Regions from separate parts of the Homo sapiens genome. Here region 2 is linked to region 1. A link is a contact called in ENCODE Hi-C or POLR2A ChIA-PET data. All regions are on one chromosome and are shown on one strand. The core of a region is the stretch at or near the end of the contact, and the rest is flanking DNA. Distances in the headings are between cores, read along the strand shown.

Region 1 (3,207 bases), core at 360-2,859:
TCGTGATCCGCCCACCTCGGCCTCCCAAAGTGCTGGGATTACGGGCGTGAGTCACCGCGCCCGGCCCAAAAATTTGTTTTTTAAAAAATGGCATTTGTCAGCAATTGGACATTTTTCACTTGTGCACACATTTTATTCCAAGATTTTGTAAACCTTGCATCGATTCAGAAGAGAATCTGGATTTATACAGCCTGTGAGTGAGAATGGTGTAAGTCTTGAGTGTGAGCTTTGTCCCAGATTTGTTTGGATTCTTAGGAAAACTAGGCATTAAAAGGATTTATACTGAGAAGAGCACAAGGGTTAAAAAAGGAAAACTCTGGTCTGAAAAAATGTTCTACGGAGGTTTAGCACAGATCTTAAAAAAGAGAGAGAGAAAAAAGTTCACATCCTTTGATCCAGTAATTTCAGTTACAAGAATCGTGTCCAGGATAAAAACAAACCAAAAACATAACTGAGGAAGAACAATGCAAAAATGTTCATTACAGAATGAATTCTAACAAAACAAAACAAAACAGGAAACGACTGATTAACGTTCAACATTAGGAGACTGGTTAATTACAATATAATTGTATACAATATAATTGTATAAAACACTTCAGTCATTCAAAATTATGTTTATAAAAACCTTGGTGACATGGGATAGTATAAGATGCAGGATTTTAAAAATTATGTTTACCATGACCTTAACTCTATTTTTAAGAGTCAGGGTTGTTAGAAAATACCAAAAAGTTAGTAGTGGTGCCTGTGGGTATCAGCATTTGGGGGATTTTTTTTTCCTATTTCCCTATACTAATATACTTTATAAATGTTCTATAATGGCATTTATCAGGACCTGGACATTTTTCGCTTACACACACATTTTATTCCAAGATTCTGTAAACTGTGCATCGATTCAGAAGAGAACCTGTATTTATACAGCCTGCTAGTCAGAATGGTGAAAGCGTGTATTATTTTTACAATTAGGGAAAAAAATCTAAACTGAAGAAAGAACGCGTCACTGACGTTGTCTCATGCCACTACTTAAGTTTACAGAAAAGATACTGTAACCTTCAAGAGCGGAACTGCTGTCCCGCGAGTTGAAGCACCTGATTCCAAGGGGAATCAAGCGAGCCGCACACTCTGCCAGCTTTCCAGGCAGCGCGCTCAGCAGCGGGACTATGCCGGGCCCGGCCCAGTCCGCATTCCCAAACCTCCCCCAGCTTTCAAAGAGGAACCTACTGACCCAGACCGCCCCCATACGGTCGGCTGAAATTAAGGATTAGGGAAACGTCACATTCCTTTCTTTCCAACCCAGACCTCAAAAGACACTGACCCTGCCATTCTCGACCTCCCCTAACGCCTGTCCCTTAGAGCCCACCCGGCAAACCAAGGTCCTTGCCAGGCGATCGCGGGCGCGCCCCGAGTGCAGAGCGGGCTCCAAGCCCAGCCGCCCGGTTCTGCGCGGCGCGCTCCCAGGTCCCTAGCAAGGAAGACCGCGGGAGCCCGCAAAGGGAGGGTACGGCCGGCGGAGCCTCTCAAAGCGCCCCACCTCCAGGCAGAGGCCGCGCGCTCGGCGCTTACCTGGGCCTCCAGCGGATGCTGCCATGGTGACGACGCCCGCCGTCCGCGCAGGCGCCCAGGCTGGCGCCCCTGCTAACCGGGCACTGGTGGCAGGGAAATTCGACTCCACAAACCACAGGCCTCGGCGGGGGAAGAGCCCGGCGGGCGCCAGCGAAGCGGAACCAAACGGAGCCGCGGCACGCAGGCGCAAAGGCTGGCGTTCGAGGTTCGTTTACGCGCCGCTTCGCCGTGCAGGTGGTGGCGAAGCGCTCCTCCGAAAGGTTTCGGAAGCTGGTGGTAGCTCTGAAGATAACGCTGCGTTAGGGCATACTGCGGCGGAGGATGGAACTCCGATTGAAAGCAGTTGCTGGAGTGGAGCACGAATTTCAACAGTTGGGTATATTTTCTTTTAAATGTTAGTAATATCCTAAAAGGGTGTGGAATCATTACTGATAAAAATCAGTGTTTCTGGCCGGGCACGGTGGCTCAGGCCTGTACTCCCAGCACTTTGGGAGGTCGAGGTGGGCGGATCACTTGAGGTCAGGAATTCGAGACCATCCTGGCCAACATGGTTAAAACCCGTCCTTACTGAAAATTTAAAAAATTATCCTGGCGTGGTGGCGCGCGCCTGTAATCCCAGCTACTCGGGAGGCTGAGGCACAAGAATGGCTTGAACCGGAGAGGTGGAGGTTGCAGAGAGCCGAGATCGCTCCACTGCGCTCCGGTCTGTGCGATAGAGCTAGACTGTCAAATAAATAAATAAATAAATAAATAAGTTTTTGTACAAAGTTACCGAGCTGATAACTTGAAGTTTTCTCTCCCCTTCTGTCTCTCTACCAGTGTTCACTCAGAAAACGCTCTCAGCAACTGGGTCCTCCCATCCACTGTCTTTCTAGCCCTCCTTAACTCATTACTTTTTGAAGCCAAACTAGTGATCAGAATTAACAACAAAGCTCTGCCATTTTCAGCTTCTGTGACCAAAAAACTCAATCTGCCAGTGGTAGAGTTAGGATAACTAACATCACCTGACACGTAATACAAAGGGGAGTTATTCTTGCCCAGCCTTTCAGATAAAATATTTTTCATCACTCCAAAGCAATCACTCTCCATTTACCCCCTTCCTACCCCCAGGCAACAACTCATCTACTTTCTGTCTCATGAATTTGCCTATTCTGGAATTTCATGTAAATAGAATCACAGACTGTATGTATGATCTTTGTAACTGGCTTCTTTCACTTAGCATGTTTTCAAAATTCACCCATGTTTTAGCATGTATCAGTACTTCCTTCCTTCTTATGCTGGAATAAATTCCAGTTTGTAAATACCACATTTTATGTGTGTCCATTCAACAGCTGAAGGACATTCGGGTTGTTTCTACATTTTGTCTTTTATGAATGCTGCTGCTGTGAACATTCATGGACAAGTTTTGTGTGGACGTATATGAATACATTCCTGTGTGCATATCTGTGTACATACCTAGGAGTGGAACTACTTGTTCATATAGTAACTGTTTAACTGTGTGAGGAACTGCCAGTTTTGCAAATCAGCTGTACCATCTTTCATTCCCACCAGCAATGTATGAAGATTCCAATTTCCCCACATCCTTACCAGTCAGTACTTGTTGTTATGTTTTTTAAATTATAGCCATCCTAGTAGATATGAAGTACT
Region 2 (3,311 bases), core at 568-3,067, 470 kb before region 1:
GTGAAAACAACTCAAACTTCCGGTCGGTCTAGTTTTAACTCCTCTTAATTTTACACATTGTTTTATGAGCCCCAAAGGGTTAGGTAGGCATCTTACGGATCACTCCATTGCTAGCACCTCCCACAGCCTCTGTGGTGTGCGGTAGATGCTGTCTGATCTGAACTCACATGGAAAATTCAGCTGCGAATATTTTTACGCAACAGCAAAAACAATCAGCCTTTTTCATATCAAGGTGGGGATTGAGAAGCTAAATGAGAACATTAGGGGCATAAAATTAGTCTGCTTTAACTTTAATAACCAAACGGTGATTGGAAACATACAAACTTTGTGTTTGCAGGAATGAGGGGCTGGGATCACTAAGACTTAAAGGGTTTTTCTCCCCCACCCCGCGACCATGAGCACACAGCAAAACTAATAAAATTATGACCCAGAATTAAAAGGTCGCATTCATTTTCAAAGCATTCATTTAAAAGTACAGAAGCGTTCTTTAAAAATGCCCACATTTTTAAACATAGCAAGAATGTGGCTACCAAATATTAATCCTGAGGAATATGAATACACATTTACCTTCATAATTACACCCAGCAGGTCAAATGTTAGCAAGGCCAACTGACCGAAATCACAAAGACTGATTGAAAATGACCAACAGAAAGTGTCTGTCCGGCTTGGGAGCCCCGCTTGTTCCCAGCCCAACCAGTGGTCAAACATCTGCAGGCAAAGAAATCTACACGCGCCAGCCGGGTATGGCAGAAATCAAACTTTTCCAAATAAGTTAGTTCCGTCTTGCCAATCTACACCCAACAGGTGTCAATACATGTCACCAGACAAAAATCTGGCGAGCCAGGTCTAGAGAAGCAATAGATGGTTGGCAGAGAAGCTGAAACGACTCGACCTCTACCAGGGTAATGAAAGCAAGTCGGGCCACTATTCTGACTGATCACTTGGCAGTGGGGTGGAGGGGTATGGAGATGGGAGAATCCCTGGATGAAGATCGGAAGGAGCGTGGAGATGTCCCGCCACTGGTGACGCGGGGGGATTTCGGAGCATAGTCCCCGCACTCTTTCACGACCCCCGACCCCTGATCCCCGGATTAGGACGGCAAGGGAGTGCGGCGATCAAGGCTGGGAGACCGCGGAGAGAAGGCGCGCGGTACCTGCTTGTCCAGCGCGTCTCGGACGCCTCCCTGCCCGGCGCCGGCCCTGGGTGGCGCGGGCGTTCGTTCGCAGCTGCAGCCCTCCAGGAGGTACATGCCCGCCGGGCGGCAGCTCTGCTCGCCCTCGAAGTAGAAGAGCACATTCTGGTAGAGGGCGAACCACTTCTCGTGCCAGCGGCTCGCCTCGGCCGTCTTCTTACTCAGGAAGCCGCGCTTGGTGCCCTCCTTGCGCGCCAGAAAGGCCAGGTACAGGGCGTGCCCCTCGTTGTAGCGCACGCTCTTCTGCATGGTGCGGGTGCGGAGGGCTCACGGGTGGCCGCCGGTCTCACCCCTGCCTCGCGGCCATGGCCCAGCTGGCTCCCTCGAGGGCGCGACCGCTCAGGTCCCGGCCGGCGAAGGGCGCCCCCTTTCCCCACGCCGCGCGCAGGGCACCCCGCCCGCTTTCGGGAGGCCGCGGCGCGCGGTGGCAGGGGCGCGGGCTGGGGCCGAGGCACGCTCTCCGCCCTAACCACCACCCTCCCGGCCGAGCCCCCGGAGCCCCCCAAGCCCCCAACGCCCGCGTGGAGCGCGGCCCCGCGAGGGCGCCCGAGCCGGCCGCCGCTTCGCCCAAAGTTGCGGGAGCCGAGCCCCCGCGGCGGGCTGGGGCGGCAGCCGGGGAAGGACTGTCCTCGGGCAACGCGCTCCGGGAGACAGAAGGTAAAACGTCACGTGGGAGCTCAGCTGTAATCGGCTTGGAGACCGATTTAAAGGGCAAAGTCGGCGCGGCGCCGGCGGTGGCGCAGCCCGCTTGCCCCGGCTCGCGTCCCTCCCTCGCCCGCCCCGGCCCGGGCCGCTGCCTCTGCTCGGGCGCCCGCCGGGATGGGGCGGATCAGGGAGGTGGAGGCGCCCGGCCGCACCACACACCCGCTCACACGCGCTCGCACACTCGCGCACAACGCGCGCACACACACACGCACACCCACACACACGCAGACCAGTACATTCACCCAGATCCACAATGCACACACTCAGACGCACAAAAATACACTCACAAATGCACACAAACACAATGCGCGCACATATGCACAAAAACACACGCGCACACACTCATGACACACAAATACACATTCTCACAACGCTCACACTCAACACACAGTCACAACGCACAAATGCATATAGACAAATACACCCACAATGTGCGTTCCCGCGCACAAAAATAAAACCCACATTCAGATACACACTTAAGGAGCTACACACATGCACGCAGTGATATGCTCACTTACACACACATTCACACACAACCCACACATTCACTCAAACCCACATTCAAACATACATTCATACACACATTACACTCATACAGTCACACAAACAGCACACATATACTCACACGTTCACAATCATACAGACTCATAAGCAGATAATCAAACACACACACAGATGAACACACATGTACATTCACAAATTCATCCAAAAATACACACAAAGCACTCACACACGTATTCGCACGAATCCACACACTTTCACAAACCCACTCACACATACACACACACTCACATGCCACATCCATAAGTACGTTCCCATGGCAGTAGGTAGAGTCACAGAGTGGCTTTGCATAGCCCGCATCCTTGGCTTTTCTGCTTGTACCTGCATTGTAGTATTTAAAACTGCCGGTAAAGGTTAAGGAGAGTGGCCCAAGTGTTCCCGGAAAGGCATCAGATGCCGAAGTTCTTTCGGAATGCCTGTTATTTCACAGTGGTAAGATGCTAAATTTTAAGTGCCGAGTTTTCAACCTGGAAAAAAATACCCAAATAAGGGACACTTTGCTGCCCAGGGCAGAATCCAACCCCAAAGGCCAGCTGTCACAGGCTCATCGTTTGTAGGACTGGATTCATTTGATTAACAAATCTGACAGGTACAACCAGAAAACCAAGAGCCACCCCCCCGCCCCAACCCCATGCTGTAAAAATGTAAGTGGAAAAGAAATAATGTAGCCAGCAGCTGTGAGAGAAAGCCAGTGAAACCCCCGGGGAGGGCCTATATTTGATTCTGCTATACACATTTTTTATTTTCCCCAGTCATTTATCACTAAAACGGAGTGCCATCATAAAATGTTTATTGTTAAAAGTAAATAATAATGCTTTTCTGGGTGATGAGTCTACGACAATACACCTGTCTT

The links. A loop is a pair of places that touch in the nucleus more often than their neighbours do. ChIA-PET counts read pairs that join two places held with the same protein, here RNA polymerase II (POLR2A). Pooled maps may share reads with other maps.
Region 2: a loop to region 1 is called in a map of endothelial cell of umbilical vein, with 2.9 times the contacts of the local background. The contact joins the promoter of RASGRF2 here to the promoter of FAM151B in region 1. A Hi-C loop is called at or near these places in 1 of 168 maps with a recorded cell type or tissue (endothelial cell of umbilical vein) and 6 of 50 pooled maps. POLR2A ChIA-PET finds 5 or more read pairs at or near these places in 1 of 52 experiments (activated CD4-positive, alpha-beta T cell).

What each region holds. Positions count from the first base shown.
Region 1 is chr5:80,486,502-80,489,708 of GRCh38, reverse strand. FAM151B (family with sequence similarity 151 member B) reads right to left here and starts at 1,609. Exons shown (of 6, transcript NM_205548.3): 1 at 1,561-1,609. The coding sequence starts at 1,585. FAM151B-DT (FAM151B divergent transcript) reads left to right here and starts at 1,763. Exons shown (of 3, transcript NR_172938.1): 1 at 1,763-1,931. RefSeq lists a silencer at 1,045-1,339 and enhancers at 1,004-1,503, 1,504-2,005.
Region 2 is chr5:80,958,869-80,962,179 of GRCh38, reverse strand. It overlaps RASGRF2 (Ras protein specific guanine nucleotide releasing factor 2), which reads right to left and starts at 1,817. Exons shown (of 27, transcript NM_006909.3): 1 at 1,154-1,817. The coding sequence starts at 1,441. RASGRF2-AS1 (RASGRF2 antisense RNA 1) reads left to right here and starts at 1,273. Exons shown (of 4, transcript NR_105015.1): 1 at 1,273-1,399. RefSeq lists an enhancer at 993-1,714.